2 separate regions of the Homo sapiens genome follow, and region 1 is linked to region 2. A link is an interaction called in ENCODE POLR2A ChIA-PET data of the cell type or tissue named here. Cell type or tissue: PC-3. All regions are shown on one strand. Each heading gives the region's core, and the rest is flanking DNA. Links, peaks and the distances in the headings are about the cores only.

What was found. ChIA-PET counts read pairs that join two places held together with the same protein. Peaks named below come from ENCODE experiments on the same cell type or tissue, not always from the same donor. Only the 100,000 strongest peaks of a DNase experiment are listed, where the experiment ranks them.
Region 1: POLR2A ChIA-PET joins it to region 2 with 11 read pairs; 9 of 35 experiments call an interaction of 5 or more read pairs at or near these places.

Annotation. Positions count from the first base shown.
Region 1 is chr1:40,261,947-40,273,368 of GRCh38, reverse strand. ZMPSTE24 (zinc metallopeptidase STE24) reads right to left here. Exons shown (of 10, transcript NM_005857.5): 3 at 5,497-5,583; 4 at 4,834-4,950; 5 at 3,242-3,394; 6 at 1,334-1,475. Among named protein-coding and RNA genes, the nearest start is that of ZMPSTE24, 9.4 kb to the right of the region's middle. RefSeq lists an enhancer at 680-779. In PC-3, for the core only: no CTCF peak of the experiment used is centred there; a DNase peak (open chromatin) is centred at 5,428; H3K27ac peaks cover 1,103 bases.
Region 2 is chr1:40,378,330-40,389,751 of GRCh38, reverse strand. All of the region lies in intron 1 of SMAP2 (small ArfGAP2), which reads right to left. Among named protein-coding and RNA genes, the nearest start is that of SMAP2, 10 kb to the right of the region's middle. RefSeq lists an enhancer at 3,738-4,007. In PC-3, for the core only: CTCF peaks have their summits at 6,804 and 7,004; a DNase peak (open chromatin) is centred at 6,061; H3K4me3 peaks cover 3,528 bases; H3K27ac peaks cover 6,145 bases.

The DNA of each region.
Region 1 (11,422 bases), core at 1,092-9,091, 120 kb after region 2:
TTTTTTGTATTTTAGTAAAGACAGGGTTTCACCATGTTGGCCAGGCTGGTCTCGAACGCCTGACCTCAGGTGATCCGCCTGCCTTGGCCTCCCAAAGTGCTGGGATTACAGGCGTGAGCCACAGCGCCCAGCCAGATGTCTGAAATTTCTATGTTCTTCCAGTTGCTGTTGATTCATTCTTTTCAGTTGTGACCATCTCTGTTCTCCTCTAACCCTGTGATTGTTTCTGCTTCTATTCCTTCATCTAACACTGCTGCTTCTCACTGGTAATATTTTATTTTAGAGCAGGGATCAGCAAACTGTAGCTCACAGGCCAAATCCAATCTGCCATTTATTTTCATAAAGTTTTATTGGAACACAGCCACACTCATTTGTTTAGTATTGTCTATGGCTGCTTTTGCGCTATAATAGTAGCACTGAATAGTTGCAACAGAGAACAAGTGGCCCGCAAAGCTAAAATATTTACTATCTAGCCCTTTACAAAAAACATTTGTGAAACCATAGCTTAGAGGAAATACAACTGAAACCCAGAAGGGTGAAGTCACTTGTCCAAGATCCTATAACTGGTAAGTGGCAGGAACAGAACTATTACATTCATTTATATGGACTTTATAAATTCTGAAAGTCATAGAACCTTACAACAGTTTCTCTCTACATCTCCGTAGTCTTCTTTGAGACTTTAATAGTCAACTACCAAAGTCTCAAAGAAAGTAATAGACTGGGTGTTAATGGGAAGTCAAGATTTGAGTAACGGTCAAGAGACCACTTAAATCTCAAAAGTAATCATCAAAAAAGCAGAGTATAACAAATCTGCAGTACTCAGTGGTACTGCAGTCTTTGGTAATCAATCTTCAGGTGAGTCCTCCAGAACACTGGATATTTTCTTGGAGGAGACAAGGCCAATAACACTGGCTTTGTTTAAGAGCCTCCAAACTAATACTAAACAGAATTTGACTATTCAAGAGTCCAACTTAACTACCTAAAAGAACTAGGCAGATAACAGAAGTGAATAAATCAGTCTAATATATAAGATAACATAACAGAGAGTGAAAAAGCCTTGGCCAAAAATTTAAAACAATACTGTAAAACCAAACAAACATAGCTGCAGACAAGAGCAGGATTTGGTATCAAGCCACCAGTTTCTATCCCTGGCCTATGTTATCAATTTCTGTAAATCTTAAAAAGCCAAAAGGTAAACTCCTAGCCTTTAAATAACAAATTTTAAAAAGAAAAAAACAAAAACTGATTAATTCTTTTATTAAAATTTTAAGAATAAAGTATCAAATAAAACAAACCACTTGGATAAAACTTTCTTATCCCCAGGTAGCCTTACCTTCCACAACATACACCTTCGTCAAAGGAAAGTCAATACTCTTTGCCATTACTTCAATTTCTTCTTTAAGCTTTCCCTCAGGCAGAGGTGTGAATTTGTCAAATAAAGGGGCAATATAATCAGCATAGATTGTGACAAGAACCTGAAAAGTAAATGTCAGAATAACATATGAACATGTTCTTAAAGAAAAAACATTCTTTATTATACAGATTAAATTATATTAAAACAACTATGTTGACCTCAAACTTGAGAACAAGGAACTTACTTGCTCTGGTATTCCCAGGCCCAAATAGTACCAGATAGTAAGAGCATAATATCTGTCTGATGAATTAAATTGAAATGAGTAGTCTGATAACAGAGTAAACTTATGAATTTTATTTTAAAGGATAATGCTACTAACAGTGATTAAAATCTCTAGGTGGTAATAAGTATAGTCCTTTCAAAACTATCTTGGGGATTTCTGATGCTTCATGAGTCAATCATAACACGCAGTTCTACCTTTTAGCGTAATCACAATAGACCTGAAGTCTTTCCCAAAAAAGAATTAGTAGAACTTGATTGTGTGCTGTTACTTGGTTGGCTTATCAGCTAAAATTAATTACCTGTAGTTCATAATTGTACAATGTGGTTGAAATAGCACTTCCTTAAGCATTTTTAGAGCATTTTCTCTGCTCTTTTTCATCTTACTTTAATTTGCCATACAATAGATACCTGTAAATCCAACTAGCGCCCATTTTCTGATCTTGATCCCATCAATGGAAAATGAAACAATGAGCATTATGTAATTCAGACTAAAATAAACCTCAGCTTGGGCATGGTGTCACACACCTGTAGTCCCAGCTACTCAGGAGGCCAAGGCAGGAGGACTGCTTGAGCCCAGGAGCTCAAAGCTGTAGTGCACTATGATCATGCCTGTGAAATAGCCACTGTACTCCAGCCTGGGCAACACAGGGAGGCCCTATCTCTAAAATAAAATAAACCTCATCAGTGGAGCTGAAGAGCTGATAGATGATAATTTCTGGGTGCACTGAACAGACCACTTTGGGTTTTTTCATTTGGGTTTTTTAAAAATTATTATTTGTAGAGACAGAGTCTCACTGTGTTACCCAGGCTGGTCTTAAACTCTTGGGCTTAAGCAATCCTCCCACCTTGGCTTCCCAAAGTGCCAGGATTACAGGCATAAGCCACTGTGCCTGGCCCTGAACAGACCATTTTGACTGCGTTGTAGTGTTTGTGTTGTGAAGCACTTGAGAGTATGGAAAGAGAAGAGGAATAGGAGATGTGAGGGAGGGAAAAATCAGGGGGAAAAGAGTGAGAGGGAAAAGGAAAGGAGAAGAGAGGCAGGAATAGGTGGCAGTTGGGGAGAAAAGGGAAGACAGGAGAAGGAAAGGAAGAAGAATGGGTAAAAGATAGAAGGGGAAGGGGAAGCAGATGGGGCAAAGAAGGGAGAGAGTGTCTAACGTGGAAGGGAAAGGCAAGGGAAGGGAAGCAGAAGAAAGCCAGTTAAGTATATGCTTTCTTTCTCTTGTCCCTCTTAAATCTCATTTCTCTTCAAAATAACCATGATTTTAGGCAGTGGAGGTCAGTCAGGAGTCATTAAATTATCACACTTAGTCATTCTGGTGGCAACTCGCAAATGCACAACCCAAAACTGCCTGACAACTGAATCATTAAAAGTGACTAACAACTAGTTTCTATGACCTGAAGAGTTAGCATAAGGAGAAGGAAATTTATGGTCAGTCAATACTCCTGTGTCTACAATCAAAAGCAGAAACCAAGGGGGAAATGTATATAAGCACCTATTTATATTTCAGCTGCTTCTTAAGAACTGTTTACATGCCAATGAAGATTACAGTAATCTCACCAAGGAACTTTTGCAAAAGAAAACGAAATAAAGATTTTACTCACCAGAGACACAACTAATGTGAACAGCCAGGCATAAATAAAAAAATAGTCACCCCCAATTTTAATAATGTAAAGTAGAAGTGAAGACACAGGCAACAAAATACACTGAGTCACAACAAATTTCTTGATTGCATCTTTCATGAAGAACCCCAAAGTCTGCAAAAAGAAAACATTACCACAAGAAACTGAGAAACTGGTTCTGCTTTTTAAAATAACTGATAAATAAATACAAAGGATACATTATTAAAGCAATTTTTAAAATTAACATGCAGTGAAACTATATTATATGACATTAGGCAGCTTAAGACAATGGGTAAATGTCTTGCATTTTACAGCTGAAAATTCATTTAAACCTTATTAACTGAGGACGAGTGCAGTGGCTCACAACTGTAATTCCAGCACTTTGGAAGGCCTAGATGGGAGGATTGCTTGAGCCCAGTAGTTCCAGGCCAGCCTGGGCAACATAGTGAGACCCTGTCACTACTAAAAATAATAATAAAAAAATTAACCCAGTGTAGTATAATTCATCTATAGTCCCAGATACTAGGCAGGCTGAGGTGGGAGGATTGCTTGAATCTGGAAGGTCGTGGCTACAGTGAGCCATGATCCTGCCACTGCACTCCAGCCTAGGTGACAGAACGAGACCCTGTCGCAAACAAACAAATGATTAGTAGCTGAAAAACAATAGATATTAGTGCTAAAGGAGTTTATAACATAAATTTCTTTTTTTTTTTTAAGAGACAGGTCTGGCTCTGTTGCCCAGGTTGGAGTACAGTGGCACAATGATGGCTCACCGTAGCCTCAACCTCCTGGGCTCAAGCAATCCTCCTGCTTTAGCCTCCCAAGTAGCTGGGACTTCAGGTGCATGCCACCACAACTGGCTTTTAGAATTTTTTTGTAGAGATGAAGTCTCACTATACTATCCAAGCTGGTCTTGAACTCCTGAACTCAAGTGATCCTCCCGCCTTAGCCTCCCAAAGTGTTGGGATTACAGGCGTGAGCCACTGTACCCAGTCAAGACTTTTTTTCTTTCTTTTTTTTTTTTTTTTTTTTTTTTGAGACGGAGTCTTGCTGTCACCCAGGCTGGAGTGCAGTGGCGAGATCTCAGCTCACTGCAAGCTCTGCCTCCCGGGTTCACGCCATTCTCCTGCCTCAGCCTCTCGAGTAGCTGGGACTACAGGCGCCCACCACCAAGCCCGGCTAATTTTTTGTATTTTCAGTAGAGACGGGTTTCACGGTGTTAGCCAGGATGGCCTCGATCTCCTGACCTTGGGATCCACCCGCCTCAGCCTCCCAAAGTGCTGGGATTACAGGCATGAGCCACTGGGCCTGGCCTTAAGTATTTTTTTTTTAAAATCAGTGTTGACCAGGTTGGCCTCGAACATGTAGCCTTGCCTCCCCGAGTGCCAGGGCAACTGGCCAGAGCCACCGCGGCCCCCAAGACTTTCAGCTATGATCTTTACCATATCTGTAGTTCCCTTTTTTCTCAATTCATACTCTGAAATAGTAAATTATGTTTAAATTATAAACAGTACAGGACAAAAGCACAGAAGTTTTTCACATTTAAAAGAGAACATTTGTATTCTTTATTATACCTGTTGATTGAAGCCATGTTTTTCTTCTATCACAAAAGTATTATAAAGACTCCATGGCAAACCAGTCAATGCACTGAAAAGTGTAGCCAACAGCAGAAACACCAGGGACTGAGTGATCTAAACAAAAGAAAAAACAAAAATCCAGTTTTTATGAACTACTGGCAAACAAATCAACAAGTATTTGCTGAGCACTTACTTACTACATCCCAAGCAATATGCTTGATTCTATGGATAACATAAGGTCTGAAATATCATCCCTGCCTTCAAAAAAGTTTACTTTTGAGAGAAGTAAATGAGAAACAAAACAATTCCTTTTTTATTACACAGGCACTATATGAAAGGTACCTTAAATCATACAGACAAATCCCTAAGATAAAGAGCCTGGATTCTTGGCTTACCACATGGAAGAAAGTCACCTGATAACTAAAAATACTCACACTGGACTATTACGTGATTGAGAAATAAACCATTGCAAATAAGCCTGTGATATTCTGGGATTTGTTATTGTAACTAATGTTATGCCAATACAGCATGGGTAACCAAGGACTATGCAAACAGAGAGGCAAATCTTAACATTGGCAGAAGCCAAAAAATTAACTTTAGTGGAAAGCCTGCCAAGCTAAAAGAAATACCATGACAAATACATGCTAATGAATCACATACCTCATATTCTGGTCCAAAGCCAGCATAACCACAGAACCGTCCAGAAAGTCTCCAGAGATAAGGTATTCCTCCAAAGAGAAGAATAAGCTATAAAACAAAGCATACTTTGATCACAGTTGAACAGTACTAGAAACTATCATATGAGAAAGCATGGTATAAAGAAAGAAAGGACAAAATAATCATCTCTATTAAAAAAACAAAAGAGGCCAGTACGGTGGCTCATGCCTGTAATCCCAGCACTTTGGGAGACTGAGACAGAAGCATCGCTTGAGGCCAGGAATTCAAGACCAGCCTGGGCAACAAGGTGAGTTGAGACCCCATCTCTACAAAAAATTTAAAAATTAGCTGGGCCTGATAGTGCGTACCTGTAGACCCAGCTACTTGGGGGACTGAGGTGACAGGATTGCCTGAGCCTGGGAAGTCAAGGCTCCAGTGAGCCGTGATTGTGACACTGCACTCCAGCAAGGCAATAAACTGAGACCCTGTCTCAAATAAAATAAAATAAAATAAAATAAAATAAAATAAAATAAAATAAAATAACAAAATAAAATATTTTTTTAAAAAATAGACCTATTTCACATTTAGCATAAATTATGCATTTAGATGAGTACTAACCATTGAGATACTAAATTTAGGTGGTTAATATAACATTTTTGTCTGTACACTATATATGGATGAATTGTATGGTATATGAATTGTATGGTACATGAATTATCTCAATAAAGCTGTTCTAAAACAAAACAAAAAAAAACCTTTTGTCAAAAGACCACAACAAAATCACAAACTAAACTTAGAAAGGTTAAACAGCTGGGTATGGTAGCATATGCCTGTAATCCCAGCACTTTGGGAGGCCAAGGCAGGCAGATTGCTTGTGCTCAGGAATTCGAGACCAGCCTGGACAACATGGTGAAACCTGTCCCTACAAGAAATACAAAAATGAGCCAATTATGGTGGCATGATTCTGTGGTCCCAGCTACTCGGGGGAGCTGAGGTAGAAGGATTGCTTGAGCCTGGGATGTCGAGGCTGCAGTGGGCCATGATCGTGCCTGCACTCCAGCCTGGGTGACAGAATGAGACCCTGTCTCAAAAAAAAAAAAAAAAAAAAAAAAAACTTGTTCGAAATCCAACAGCTAATGAGTGATAGAAATGGAATTTGAACCACATTAATATGGCTCCATAATTGTCTTTTCTGTGAAAGAAAATAGTCCTTTTCCATCAGAACAAAGCACAGAAGTGGAGAGTCATGTCCACTTACTAAACTGGGGAACAGAATGGGATTATCTGTGTCTTTGCTGGGTCAGGAAGAGGTGAGGTAGGGGCCCGGCTTTCACAGGAGAAGGCTCTTCCTCAGCACCACCCTTTGTCTTGGTCTTGGGCAGATAAAGTGAACACAGACATTCACTAAATAACCAGGACATTAGGAGCTAGGAAGCAGCTCAAAATTTGAGAAGAATGCATGTTTAAGAATTCTACCGCCCAAAACACATACAACTTTGTGGAACTCATTTGTCAAGAGGAATCAATTTATTTTTTCTCTCTGTAGGACAGCAGCTTAGGAACACAATGATCAATCACATTCCTTGACTAGAAGCACAATATTCCCACTGGTTCAGACATAGTTCCTCATGGTTTGAGGGGTTTTGGTACTATCATATTTCATGGGTACCCTTCCAATCTAATTCCCATTTTCATACATGTATCTACAAATAATATAGTGATTTATGTATGCTTTTAAAGAATGTATATAAATGACATCATATTATACTTATCAGTCTATGATTTGCTTTTTATATTCTAAATTTTCTTAGATCCATCCATGGTGGACTTCAACTTTATTTGGTATTATCAGGATATTTCCTAAAGTGTTTATAACAAATTACACTCCCATCAGCAGTACTCCAGTGTTTCTGTTTTCCCACAATCTCACCCACACTTTAAACTATCCATCTTTTAGACTGTTACCAGTACATTGGATTGGTTTAATATCATGGGTCTCAAATATGGTCTCTGGACAGCAGCAACAGCATCTGGGAATTTCTTAGAAATGCAAAGTCTCAGGCCCTACCCCAGATGTACCAAATCAGAAGCTGGAAGTGGGGCCCAGCAGTTTCTAGGTAAACCTGATGTACACTAAAGTTTGAAAATCATTGCTTTAATAAATTGTTTTCTTTTTTTAAGAGACAGAGTCTCACTCTGTCACTCAGGCTAGGGAGCAGTGTTATGATCATAGCTTACTGAATTTTTGAACTCCTGGGTTCAAAGGATCTTTCCATGTCAGCCCCCCAAGTAGCCAGGACTGTATGCACCACCATACTTGGCTAATTTTAATTTTTTGTACAGATGGGGTCTCACTATGTTGCCCAGGCTGGCCTCAAGCAGTCCTCTCACTGTGGCCTCCCAAAGTGCTGGGATTACAGGCATGAGCTACTGCACTCAGCCCCAATAAATTGCTTTTCAAAAGGCTCCCCTAACACTACCTCCAGGTATTTCCACTTTACTACAACTAATTCAATCTTAGACATAAACCTTGTTTTCCCAAAAGACATGCTTTGGTACCACTGTCTGACATATGCTGTAGTTGTTGATCTAATTGACCTGGGATGGTATTTCTTTCAGCCAATTCCCAATACTAATAAATAATGTATAATTAAGGACTTATAATGCTTTTAGTAAAGGCCACAGCAACTATTATTAAAAGTCCAGTATTTAAATAAGCATCAAGGGTAGTTTTAATATGAATTCTGAATGATCTATAAATGCATTTGAAAACTGATACTGCAAACCTTTTGGGGACTGAAAAACAAAGCATGTTTAGTTTCTTTTGGGGACTGAAAAACAAAGCATGGTGAACTGTACAATGTCTCTATGTTGACAATTTCACTAAGCATGCTCCCAGGGTTGTTCTATGGCAAAATTAATGATCCCAGAAAAAATAATTCCAGCGCTTTGACATATATTATTTCACTACATTCTTTTTTTTTTTTTTTTTTTTTTTGAGACAGGATCTCACTCTGTCACCAGGCGGGGGTACAGCAGTGTGATCACAGCTCACTGCAGCCTCCATCTCCTGGGCTCCAGCAACCCTCCCACCTCAGCCTCCAAGTAGCTAGAACTGCAGGTGCACATCACCACACTCAGTTGATTTTTTAAAAATTTTTTTGCAAAGATGGGGTATCACTATGTTTCCCAGGCTGGTCTCAAACTCCTGGGCTCAAGTGATCCTCCCACCTGAGCCTCTCGAAGTGCTATGATTACAGGATTGAGTCATCATGCCTGGCTTCACTACTACAGTCTTGAAAAACAGGCAGGGAAAAGGGTATAATCATCTCTATTTAATAGATGAGGCAACTGAAACTCTTTAACTGAAAGGTTACTTTAACTGAGAGGTTGAAGTAACTTGTCCAAAGAAACCCAATGACTAAGTAATTCCTACGCATTGAGCTTCATTTACGCTATCTCACTCACTTAGTCCTTGCCACAAACCATACAAGGTATGGCTTAACATCCACACACTTCTTATTTTATTTTTATTTATTTTTGAGATGGAGTCTCACTCTGTCACCCAGGCTGGAGTGCAGTGTTGCAATCTCAGCTCACTGCAGCCTCCACCTCCCGGGTTCAAGCAATTCTTGTGTCTCAGCCTCCTGAGTAGCTGCGACTACAGGCATGTGCCAACACGCCAGGCTAATTTTTGTATTTTTAGTAGAGACAGGGTTTCGCCATGTTGGTCAGGCTGGTCTCAAACTTCTGACCTCAGGTAATCCGCCCCCACCTCGGCCTCTCAAAGTGCTGGGAATACAGGCGTGAGCCACCGTACCCAGCCCACTTCTCATTTTAAAGATGAGAAAACTTAGGCTCAAGAAGGTGAAACTGCTCACATAGAAACATGCAAAAATTAGAGAAGCAACAATTTAAACTTTTCGACCCTGACCTACTCTGCTCCCCAGCCATTCCATTTCTTCAGTGGGCCCTTTATTGATATCTGTGAGATATTAGAGAAAGTGTCTCAGAGAGGCTGGAATTTTCTGTCTGGGTGCAGTGTCATATTTATGTGAACAGTGGCAACCATAAATGGCCACACAATGACTCTATTTAGGTTCCCTCAGGTAGAAAGTACTACGGCAAAAAAAAAAAAAAAAAAAGTCGAAGCTAATCTTCTCACTTGATCTCTGTGACCAAAACATACAAACCTATTAATTCTAATCAACACAAAATAGAAATTAATGAACTTGTTTCCAAACAAAACAAGGTTTCAAAGTTACCCAAAATATTCTTCCTGCCAAGCATAAATGCAGCCAGAAAATCCCCAGAGATAAATTTAGCACATTCATGTTGCAGTCTTTAGAGTTTCAAGAATGGATTTTTCAATGTCATTTTAAAGACTCAGCAGAACAGAGTTTGAAACCCAGTTATCCTACTTATTAGCATGTCCCTTGGCAATTAAACATGCAAACCCTTTAATTTATCCAAGCCTTTGCTTCCTCATTCATAAGAAGGGAATAATAATGCCTATCCTTTCCACTTCACTGTTGTAAACATCAAACAATACATATAAAAACTATGTATGAAGTGAAAATCATGACGACTATTAACTATTACTGTTCCCAACCTTAGCCCATCAGTACTGCTTCTAGTTTGAGCCACAGTACATTACAAAGCTCTCACTTTATATATGTATTCTCCCTATTTCTGTCATCCCCTAGAACAAACAGCCATTCCTATGGTCACCAACCATAATTACCAAGCTACTGTCTATCTTTCCTGGCACTATTTACCAGGGACAACCAAGGAGATTGAAAATGCTTTTCCTATTATTTTACTATGGCCCTGTAGTGGGTAAAGTCAAAGGACTTCCAAGAAGCAAACATCAGAAAGAGAATAGTGTCTACCTCATCTAATTGCCTTGTCATTATTAAACAGAGAATTCAGACTTTTCAGAGATGAAGAAAATATGGGAGCTATTAATCAGTATAGAACAAGAACTCTTGAGTATTACTTCTTCAGGTAGTGTTGTTAAGTTGTTCAACAATTCTCTGGAACTGGTGAAACAGAAGGGGAAATGTCAGTTGACAAAACAGCAAAACTCAGCCGTCAGACATCAACTGCAGAAAGAAGAGGCAAATACACTTACCAAGCAATGGAGGGAAAACATGCAAAATATTAAGTCAAGTTTGGAAGCAACTAGCTTTTGGGGAGAATGATACATTTAAGATCTTGGATATGTTTAATGTATTTTTTAAAGTTACTATAATTCTTTTTTGAGCTCCCTTTAGTCTTTTTTGGACCAAGGCCATTATATAAATACATAAGTAAACTCTCTTTCATCTATTTAAAAAAAAAAAAAAAAGAATAGTGTCTAAATTAACCACTTCTACTTCCATCTGTCTCTGAAGGATGATTTCCTACTTGTGACATGTCCCTAACAGAAGCAATGCTCAGATAAATTAACTAAAGCCAAGTCTTTATTGAAAAGATTACTTAATAGCAATAGCTGTGTATCCCCAAAGCCAATGAGACTTTGTTTTCCAAATCATTTATTAATTTTTCTAAATACCAAAATTTAACTCTTCTAGAAGCATTGCCATTTTCCATCACCTTGAAGAAATAAGTGCAGTTTCTAATAATTTGGATCTAACCACACTAGTCTTATTATTCCATACTTGTTAAGAAAAATTTTGTGATGAGCTAGACAATTCTGTCATTTACCACAGCTACATAAAGCCAGTTTCTTTAACTCATGAAACAATGATGGTAGCTGATCATAATTCTTTTAAATTTAGGAATCTTTCTCTTAGTGGTACTAGTAGATCTAAAAGTTCTAGAGAAATGATGATGATGATGATCAGGATGATAAAAATAAAAGTGGCAGGGCACAGTGGCTCATGACTGTAATCCCAGTACTTTGGGAGGCCAAGGCAGGCAGATC
Region 2 (11,422 bases), core at 2,106-10,105:
GGGCTAAAGGACTGCTATTTCAGCCTCCTGTTTCACACTTCATGCTACATTTTTCCCCAGGATGATGTGTCACACCAAAACCTCCTACTGAGAGGGCAGAGGATTCGCTTCATGTCTAGCTCCAGCTTCCAAAGCAGCACAGGTGGCAGAAGCACAGAAATGAAATGGCACAAAGAAGCAATTACCACAAAGCAACCATGAGATTCACCTGCTCAGCTTCCTGGTGTCACAGATCTTCAGCTATCTGGGCTAACAGTATGAGGAAGACTATCAAAAAACAAAACAAAGCATATGACCTGAACACACATTAACAGAATAATGCTGCTCATAATAGGGACATAGACACTATGTGCCAGACACCGTGCATTAAGTATGCAGATAGACATGAAAACACAGTCCCTGTCCTCATCTCCAGTCTGAGGGCCCTTCTTCAAAAAAAAAATAATAATGCAGTAGCTGTTACCTCCTTTCTACTAATGTAGGACCTCTAATCCACCTCCTTAGAGGACTAAGTTTAAGTGAATGAGGACTGTATGAACAACATAAGATGCTAGTCAATGGCGCAAGGGTATTTCCGCACATCAGGTATATAATGTTGTGTCCGGAATTGGTGGGTTCTTGGTTTCACTGACTTCAAGAATGAAGCCGTGGACCCTCGCAGTGAGTGTTACAGTTCTTAAAGGCGGCGTGTCCGGAGTTTGTTCCTTCTGATGTTCGGATGTGTTCGGAGTTTCTTCCTTCTGGTGGGGTTCGTGGTCTCGCTGGCTCAGGAGTGAAGCTGTGGACCCTCGCGGTGAGTGTTAAAGCTCTTAAGGCAGCGCGTCTGGAATTGTTCGTTCCTCCCGGTGGGTTCGTGGTCTCGCTGGCTTCAGGAGTGAAGCTGCAGACCTTCGCGGTGAGTGTTGCAGCTCATAAAGGCAGTGTGGACCCAAAGAGTGAGTAGCAGTAAGATTTATTGCAAAGAGCAAAAGAACAAAGTTTCCACACTGTGGAAGAGGACCCGAACAGGCTGCCACTGCTGGCTCGGGCAGCCTGCTTTTATTCTCTTATCTGGCCCCATCCAATCACATCCTGCTGATTGGTAGAGCGGAGCGGTCTGTTTTGACAGGGTGCTGATTGGTGCGTTTACAATCCCTGAGCTAGACACAAAGGTTCTCCACATCCCCACCAGATTAGCTAGATACAGAGTGTGGACACAAAGGTTCTCCAAATCCCCACCAAGAGTAGCTAGATACAGAGTGTCCACACAAAGGTTCTCCAAGTCCCCACCAGAGTAGCTAGATACAGAGTGTCGATTGGTGCATTCACAAACCCTGAGCTAGACACAGGGTGCTGATTGGTGTGTTTACAAACCTTGAGCTAGATACAGAGTGCCGACTGGTGTATTTACAATCCCTGAGCTAGACATAAAGGTTCTCCAAGGCCCCACCAGACTCAGGAGCCCAGCTGGCTTCATCCAGTGGATCTCGCACTGGGGCTGCAGGTGGAGCTGCCCGCCAGTCCCGCGCTGTGCGCCCACACACCTCAGCCCTTGGGTGGTTGATGGGACCGGGTGCCGTGGAGCAGGGGGCGGTCTCGTTGGGGAGGCTCAGGCTGCACAGGAGCCCACAGAGGTGGGGGGAGGCTCAGGCATGGCGGGCTGCAGGTCCCGAGCCCTGCCCCGTGGGAAGGCAGCTAAGGCCCGGTGAGAAATCCAGCGCAGCGCCGGTGGGCCGGCACTGCTGGGGGACCCAGCACACCCTCTGCAGCCGCTGGCCCAGGTGCTAAGCCCCTCATTGCCCAGGGCCAGCAGGGCTGGCCGGCTGCTCCAAGTGCGGGGCCCGCCAAGCCCATGCCCACCCGGAACTCCAGCTGGCCCACAAGTGCGGCACACAGCCCCGGTTCCCGGAGCTGGCTCCCTCCACACCTCCCCGCAAGCCGAGGGAGCCAGCTCCGGCCTCGGCCAGCCCAGGAAGGGGCTCCCACAGTGCAGCAGTGGGCTGAAGGGCTCCTCAAGTGCGGCCAGAGTGGGTGCCAAGGCCGAGGAGGCACCGAGAGCGAGCGAGGGCTGTGAGGGCTGCCAGCACGCTGTCACCTCTCAATGTGAAAGTGCCGGCCCATCTTGCTGTGGTATGACCCATAAAGCTGTTCCTTATGTCCCTTATGTTCCTTAGGTCCCTTATGGGGAAACCAGGGTTCTCCCGAATTCCCCATTCCTTGCCTCAGCAGACATCTACTGCAATGAAGCAGTTCAGAATGATAATGCCCATAGCAAAGCCATCTCTACGTGGGCTCAACCCAGAGAATCCCCTTGGTAACTTTTTAAATTAGAGGGCCCACTTGACTACTCAAATCTGAACACATAAATAACCCATCACTCTAACAACAACACAAAAATTTATACTTCCTTATTTGTATTGTTAAAAAATTGAAAATTCAAATATTAACAATTGGGCAAGAGATAATAATGACATATTCCAATGCTGGGATACAATAAAGGTATTTACACGTTTTTAATGTCATGAAATAAGCTTATAATAAATGTTAAGCAAAAAAGAATGATATAAAATCATTATGGTATAAGCTCAAGTAAATGGGTGATAAGAATTATGAAAAATAAGGCCGGGCATGGTGGTTGATGCCTGTAATCCTGGCACTCCGGCAGGCCGAGGCAGGCAGATGATGTGAGCTCAGGAGTTCGAGACTAGCCTGGGCAACATGGCAAAACCCTGTCTGTACTAAAAATACAAAAATTAGCTGGACGTGGTGGTGTGCACCTGTAGTCCCAGCTACTATGAAGGCTGAGACAGAAGAACTGCTTAAGCCTGATAGAGGCTGCAGTGAGCTGAGATCGTGCCACTGTACTCCAGCTTGGGCGACGGAGCGAGAGACCTTGTCTCCAAAAAAAAAAAAAAAAAAGAATTATGAAAAATACCTTCAGCATCATTATATTTTTCATACTTTCCAATGATTTTTATCGTGGATAGGTTTCAGAATCATAAAAGATAAAGTTGTTGTTGTTTTAAAAAAAACCAGCATTTACTGATGTTTAGATTATAAGCACAGGGATCCTCCTATCTCCCCAGCTCCTAAAATCCCACAAGACAGAAAACAACTGGTCTGTTCCTATGGCAACAAATCTTTTTTTCCTTAAATGTATGAGAAGTCTAATGAAACTGGGACCTATTTTTACTCTGCCCGTAATATGGACCCTTGATCTGAGCCACTTGTGTCAGGCTACTTCTGTCGAGACTAGGCTCAGAACAAGTTAGAATGCTCAGGGAGCCAAGCCGGAGTCTTCCTGATTCCAATGTTTCATTTAATGAAGCTTCCTTTCTCTTTCATATAATCTGGGAATGTTAATACTGTAGTCACACTACAGGAAAGACCTTTCCTCAAGTTTCTCCTCCATCTGTAACGGTTCCTCTAACCGAACTCTTCATGCCTACTTTCAGAGAGACAAAGTCAATCCCTGTTCCAAACAGCTAATCTTTCAGTAAAAATGATTTCAACATAGCAGAAGAGCCTGAATCTCTTAATTCATTCTTTCTCAAATCAGCTGTCACACTCAAATTGGTTTCCGTCAGCTCTGCTGTTTTCAGCTATTTTGAACAAAAGCATCATGGTAAGAACAGGGAGTTTCCTTCCTGTTTCTCTTCTCAGGGTTTGTGTCAGTTATAAGGAGTGATAAAGTGTCAACAACAACAAAAAGACACCAATGCCCCCTTCTCTACAAGCTTTACACTACAGCATATGATGTCACCAGTTCACACAGAAAATTCTGTAAGAAATTATTTTTGAAGGCACAGAACAAAAACAACCACCTAAACAATATCAAGACAAAACTTCCTTAACTCAAAACTAGAAACACTAGAGAACTCATTTCTAAATCCACACATTTGGGGACTTCCAGTTAGACAAGAAAAGAGGAAGTTAAAGAACAAAATGTACTGTGTGCGCACTTCAGACCACTGAGGTGAAATAACATTGTAGGATTAACATGTAAACCCACATCTAAAGATGTAAGCTCTGTGGTAGAGGCCTGGGGATTTATGGTATTCCGTCACCAGCAACTGCTGCAAAAGACAGCATGGCTATTTGAAGAAAAGGAAAAGAAAAGGTGCTCTATTTGCTCAAATCACCATGCTAGGACACACTTATCAGCTACAGCTGAGAGTAGGTCTCTCTCCCTCTCGCATTTGCTTCACTGTTTCAATACATCATAAAATGAGAGCATTACACATTTGATTTGTGGGTGAGGGGAAATGACATGAGGCCTGAGGAACCCAGTTCTCATTGTTTCAGATTAAGAAATTTCTTTTTGGAAGCTTTGACCTGAAATGTTTTTTTTAAAAAAGTATTTTCCAAGTAAGCTTATGAAATCCAGAACTTAAATAAACTGTATTCTATATGTATTTAAAAGCAAACCAGAATTCCTATAGGAAATCTATGAACTGAGGGGAAAAGAGGGCTATGGTCAACAAAATTTGTCAGAGAATCACTTAACATTAATTGAAAATGAAAAAAAGCAACAATAATAAAATTCTACTACTACCGAGTGACATGCTACAAAGGTGGGATTCCAGGGCAAGCTTCAGCCACACATGAGGGAGGATGGGGGATAAGGGGAAGAGCTGGACAAACTGAAGACGACCACCAGAGCAACCTTACGCTGACGGATGGCCACAGCTGAGGCAGATCTGGCTCATCTCTGGGGCTTTCCACTGGGGAGAGACCTGCAGTTCAGCCATCAGTGGACCGGCATTCACAAAGCCTGTGGGGAAACACAGGATCCAGAAGAGTGGGGTAGGGAAGGAGAAAGTGTGGGAAACGGAATAGTCAAACACAGCAGTGAAATATTATATTTATTAAATATGAAGCTTCAAAAATGCATAGATGGACCTCTTAAGTTGAAATGGACCAGCTGAAAAGAACTGGTACTCTGGGAAGCAGTCTGATATGCTTTTTCAAATCCCAAATTACATTTTCATTACACCTGTGAATTATAGTAACACCTGCCAAGAGGAAATGAGTTTTTTGGAGAAAAGAAAGAAACAAGGAAACCTATGCAATTGTTACAGTTGGTAACTTCACTCAAACAACGAGAGTCCTTTATCTGTGGCCTCTGTGGGAAGTAACAGCCTAAAAGCAAACATACTCACACTGCACTGAAAACTCTGCTGGCCTAGTTCCACCAATTCCATTAATATAGCAAGGGCCCAAATGCAGGTGACCTGATTGACAAAAAAAGCACTTCTAGAAAGGGCTGAACTTGTCTCATATAACTCATTAGACACTTTTATAATCACGTAGAAAACAAGTAGCCACAACTTGGAAAGCTCTGCCCTTAAATGGAGCAGCAGCAACATTCCTTACAAGACAAAATATTTTTTTCAGGTCAGGGTAGAAGAAAACAGACCCAGTGATCTTGCCTCCCTCACCCAGTGCAAACTTATCTGAAGTTGTGGGGTAAAACAAACAAATCAATAAGACTAGTTAAACTAACATGCAGCACAAGATAAAACAGCCACACTGCAGTTACCTTAACTGTAAAGAAAACACTGAGCTGAGGCCCGGCCTTGGTGGCTCACATCTGCAATCCCAGCACTTTGGGAGGCCAAGGAGGGTAGGTAGCTCACTTGAGGCCAGGAGTTTGAGACCAGCCTGGCCAATGTGGTGAGACCCTGTGTCTACTAAAAATACAAATAATTAGCTGGGCATGGAGGTACACACCTATAATCCCAGCTACTTGGAAGGCTGAGGCATGAGAATCACTTGAACCCGGGAGCCAGAGGAGGCAGTGAGCTGAGATCGCATCAAAGCACTCCAGCCTGGGCAACAGAGCAAGACTCTGTCTCCAGAAAAACGAAAGAAAAAAAAAAGAGTGAGCTGTACCATGTTTTAACGCTGCAATCCTCAACATTTTCTGTGTATGGCTTCTGTGTGACTAACTCAAGCTGTCCAGTTGTAGATATACTCAATGTGGATACACCATACCTAAGACTTCCCAGAATTGACAGGGTGGGAACTTATTTTCTGAGTAACCAAACGATAAGTTGCTCCTGGCAGCAGCCAACAGTCAAATACATATTCAATACAGGAGCCAATTTGCCTAGTCATACCCCCTAAGTATATAAACTATGACTGAGTTGTTACATTACTTCCTGGGACTAATAATTGTTTCAGCAACAGTCAAGATCCTTTAGAAGCACGCAATGTTATATCTGCCGGAAAACCCTTCCGTTCTCTTGTCCAAAATAATTCAAATACTATAAGGGGAAAGAAATTACATCTTGGAGAATTCAGTGCCTTTGTGTCTTTGCCTGTTTGCGCTGGGATCCCTCCCTTGCTCCGCTTGATCACAGGGAACTACATCTCCCAGGCTCCCTTTGCCAACTGATTTCAGGATAAGTTCCATCAATGGGAGGCACTGAGGAGGATAAGAGGCAGGAGCAGGGAGCAGCCAGGGTAATACGCTCTCTCACTCGGCCTACTTCCAGCTGCCACCAGACTGCTCCTCTTTCCATGCTTCCGCTCACACCAGACCACTCGGACTTCCAGCCCTTGGTGACACCAGTGCACTATTTTCCTTGCAGGCATAGTAGTTCCCAGGCATTGCTAATCGAATGGGTGCCTCACCAGCCCCTGTTCAGCTTCTTGGCTCTTCTAGCAGCCTTGTAACCTACTCCCTATTTTAAATTCCCTCTGCTTATAAGACCAACAGTGGCTTCTGTTCCTCTGACTGGTCCTTGACTGACATAGGGCCTTCCAAACATATTTTAAAACTTATTTTTCAGAAAATTAATAGCTTTCCTAAGAATTAAAACAATTATTCAGATAACCTAGAAAAGGTCTCTTCTAATATGAAACAAAACATTTACAGATGATAAAATCAATTCATGCATTCAAACAAATATTTACTGAGAGCCTGGTCTGTGCCAAGCACTGTTCTAGGTGCTGGGAACACTACAGTGAACAAAACAGGCATAGGCCCCTGCCCCCTAGCTTACATTCTAGGGATGTGTAAAGTGTGGCACATTATGATTTTAAAAATTAGCCAATATAGGACTGTTGCTTTAACAATAGAGGAATTTGGTAAAAGTGGATTAACTTTAAGGTGTTCTACTCTACAAAGACTTGGTTCTTACCTTTTCAATGTGGTATGAACTGTCACATTCCAGGGGCCAATACAGAACTTCTTCAAAGCTAGTATCTAGTTAAACTGGCCACTTGATCAAACAGGAGTACAACTGTGGTAAGGATTTAAGCAGACACAATAACAAAAGGTAGGCACTGTATGCTTACAGTGTAAAGCATATGCATGTTTTATGCAGAATCTTGCTTGGCATCATTTTTACAGGAAATACCATTTGGAGGAACTGAGTCTGACTCAATTTAATAAGTCACTTTATCCCTTCACTGTAGCACAGGTAGAGTCCATCAACATAACATACAAAGCCAGTGGCAGTGTACATAACAAGTAGAATGTCGCAGTCACCGATTGCATGACACGATTTCCAAGATGGAATTTTCAGGCAGAAGAACAGAAACAGACAATGACTCATGTGATGAACAGTTATATAGACAACTGTGCCCAAGAAAGCTGCCACCTACATACCATAATGACATCAGATGAAAAATGCAGAAAAAAGGTAGTTTTCCAATTTATCTAGAAAAAAAAGATTTGCTGAAAAGTATATATACTGAGAGATGAGACTGCAGCTACCTGTTTATGCATCCTAAGCACTGAGCAACCAGGAGCACACATCAGGTATTCCAAATATGACCTGCTTGAGGCTAAGAGCATGTTCAGCCTCAAAAATCAACATCAAGAGCTCCAGAAATAACATAGTATCTACTGCTGGCACTTCACTAGACTTATGCTAAAATAATTTAATGTACCCACAAAGGTACATTTCAATGGAGAATTTAATCGGCACCATGCTCAGACCTTTCTTACTATTCAGCGATCAGGAAGCGTTTCATGCCTGCAATATTTATAACCCCATGTGAATAGCAGGTGGACCTACAATACTATGGGCTTCTTACACAACAGGAAGTCTAAAGCACAGTGCATATTCAAAATCTCAATGCCACGAAGCAAGTCAACCACAGAGCTCAGGTTTTAACCTTACAGTATCCTGACTACCTGTCAAACTCTACTCCTCATCACTCCTCAACATGCAGTCAAAATATACTAAAGAATCCCCACACGCACACACACACACACAAAACAGTGCACCTTCGAGGCTTTGCACATTCTGTTCCCTCTTCCTAGAATACAAAGTTCCCTAAATTAGCTTGGCAAAGTCATACTTATCCTTTAAGACACAGCCTACTTTTCTCTTTGAAGCCATGACTTCCCGAGGAAGACTTCTTTGCCTTCTTCAATGCTTTCATTTCTCCCTGTATACCATGCCACAATAATTTCTGTATTGCATCATTTATATTTGTACACATCTGCTTCCCCATTAGACTGTAAAATCCTTGAGACTAAAGACTCTTTCTTTTAATCTATATGTCCCGGTACAATGTCTGAGAAAAAGTAGGTAGTAAGTGCTTAAGAAACATTTTCTGAATGACTATATGTAGTGGGGGATCTCAGGCTTGCGAAGTTCCCCTAAAAGATATACATTTTCTATTCTTCATCTCACTGGCACCAAATGATATTTAAAGGGCAAGGAGAACAAATAGGAAAGTATCTCTCAGGGAACAGGTTTAATATGTTGACATTAAAAGACAATCTAATGGGGATTTTGATAAATTACTTTCAGTAAAACTATCAATCTAACCATGACTGTCAGAGTTATAGTGCACTAGCTATAAAAAACCAGAAATATATGTGATCTTGGCTAGAGAAAGGCGTTTAACAACTAGAAATGGAAGCAGAACTCCTTCTGTTGTTTCACGCCATTGAATTTTTTACTTTTTAAAAGGTACCACAGGCTGGGTGCGGCGGCTCACACCTATAATCCCAGCACTTTGGGAGGCTAAGGTGGGCGATCACCTGAGGTCAGGAGTTCGAGACCAGCCTGGCCAACATGATGAAACCCCTCTCTACTAAAAATACAAAATATTAGCCAGGTGTGGTGGCAGGCGTCTCTAATCCCAGCCACTCGGGAGGCTGAGGCAGGAGAATGGCTTGAACCCGGGAAGTGGAGGTTGCAGTGAGCCAAGACCACACCACTGCACTCCAGCCTGGGCAACAGAGCGAGACTCCATCTCAAAAGAGAAAAAAAAAAAGTGCCACAGATACAGCTAAAATAATTTTAAATTGATAGGAAAGTTCATTTCTAAGGAATATTTAACAAGCAATGACTTGGCTATCAACAGAAAACAAATGTAAAGCAAAGCTAAAGATTAATGTACATGAGTTAAAACTTAAGACAACTATGAGAAAATTTCTACACAAAGAAATTCCCTGGTCTAATCTTTCATACAAGTTTGAAATCGGGAAACATCCAGAGACCATCCTCAAGGGTACCATAAAGCACATTTGCAAAAATGCCAGAACTCCATATATAGGAAATGGTTTTGGCTTAAAGACTAGGGAATTACTGGGTGAGTCATTCTAACTGTGGCTCCCAGTAACCAGACTATCTTAAAAGGGAATAAAGTCAAAAGTAAAACTAATAAAATCAAGATTAAAAAATTTATGATTAGCAATGGTAAAAGTAAATAATGCAGACATTTGTGTAACACATTAGTTTACAAGGCACTTTCATTTTTCAAACTAGGAAAACTAAACTGAGAAAGTTAGGTGGTATGTGGAATCAGGTCACCAAGCTGCAATAAGCAAAGTAAAGGAATTTAACTGGCTGTTCCAATACCAAGTCTACAGACTCTTCCATTACTCTGCCTCTCTGCCATCTTAACAGTAGGCTTATATGTGTCTATGGGCCTAGGACACTTTCTAAGATGCCTTCAAAGAGAGCAGTGTCTGCTGGGCATGGTGGCTCATGCCTGTAATCCCAGCATTTTGGGAGGCCAAGGTGGGCAGATCACTTGAGGTCAGGAGTTCCAGACCAGCCTGGACAACATGGTGAAACCTTCTCTCTGCTAAAAATATAAAAATTAGTCAGGTGCCTGTAATCCCTGCTACTCAGGAGGCTGAGGCAGGAGAACTTGAACCCGGGAGGGGGAGTTTGCAGTGAGCCAAGACTGCACCACTGTACATAGCAAGACTCCGCCTCAAAAAAAAAAAAAAAAAAAAAAAAGAGAGACAACAGTGTCTTCCAAATCATTTAAGAATAGCTTTCTACTTAGTCAAGATAACTTGGTCACAGCCTTAGAAAATACCTTCAAAGAACAAAGCACTCCTCAATGTGCATGGAAAGTGTATGCTCTCCATGTTCTGTTGATTGAAAAATACAGATGTCAAGAGCTGTGGGTAATATGCTACCATTTGCATAAAAGCACTGCAAAGGAATATATTTAAATGTAATTGTTTGTCTATGCATACATTATCTCTTAAAAGTCACGTAAGAAATTGCCGACAATGGGCTAGGTGTGGTGGCTCACACCTGTAATCCAAGCACTTTGGGAGGCTGAGGTTGGTGGATCACCCGAGGCCAGGAGTTCGAGGCCAGCCTGACCAACATGGTGAAACCCCATCTCTACTAAAAATACAAATATTAGCTGGGCGTGGTGGTGGGCGCCCAGCTACTCGAGAGGCTGAGGCAGGAGAATCACTTGAACCCAGGAGGGAGAGGTTGCAGTGAACCAAGATCTTGCCATCGCACGCCAGCCTGGGCAACAAGAGCGAAACTCTGTCTCAAAAAAAAAAAAAAAGAAAAGAAAAGAAAAGAAATTGCCAACAATTGTTACTTCCACGGAGTGAAAATGGTGGCTCAGAGATGAGGGACAGCAGAATGATTTTATACCGTACATATTCCCCTTTGGACCTTTTGGATTTTGAACTACATGAAAGTGCTACCTTTTTCAAAAAGTACATTTAAATGTAGATTTAAAAATATAGGAGTTGGAACAGAGGCAGTGGTTGGGTGGGGTGAAACATTTCAGAGATAGGATGTAGCAGAAGAAGGGAAAAGCAAAAAATTATTACACTTTCTGTTGGACTCTAGAATTTCATGTGGTGTTTCAGTCTGAAGTAAATACTCCTCAAGATGATCAAATGTCTTGTACTCTTAACTCTTTGCTCTGCCGGGTATGGTGTGTCACACCTGTAATCCCAGCACTCTGGGAGGCTGAGATGGGAGGACTGCTTCAGCCCAGGAGTTAGAACTAGCCTGAGAAACATAGTGAGACCCTGTCTCAATTGTAGATAAGCCAGTAAATAAATAAATAAATCTTTGCCCATCAAACAGCCCTCAATTTCTCACAAACCTTGACACTAAGAAAGGAGTGTCCCAATAGTGGACACAAATATTTAGGTCATCAGAAAGGTATAGTCAGCCCTCCATTAGAAATGGGTTCTGCATCT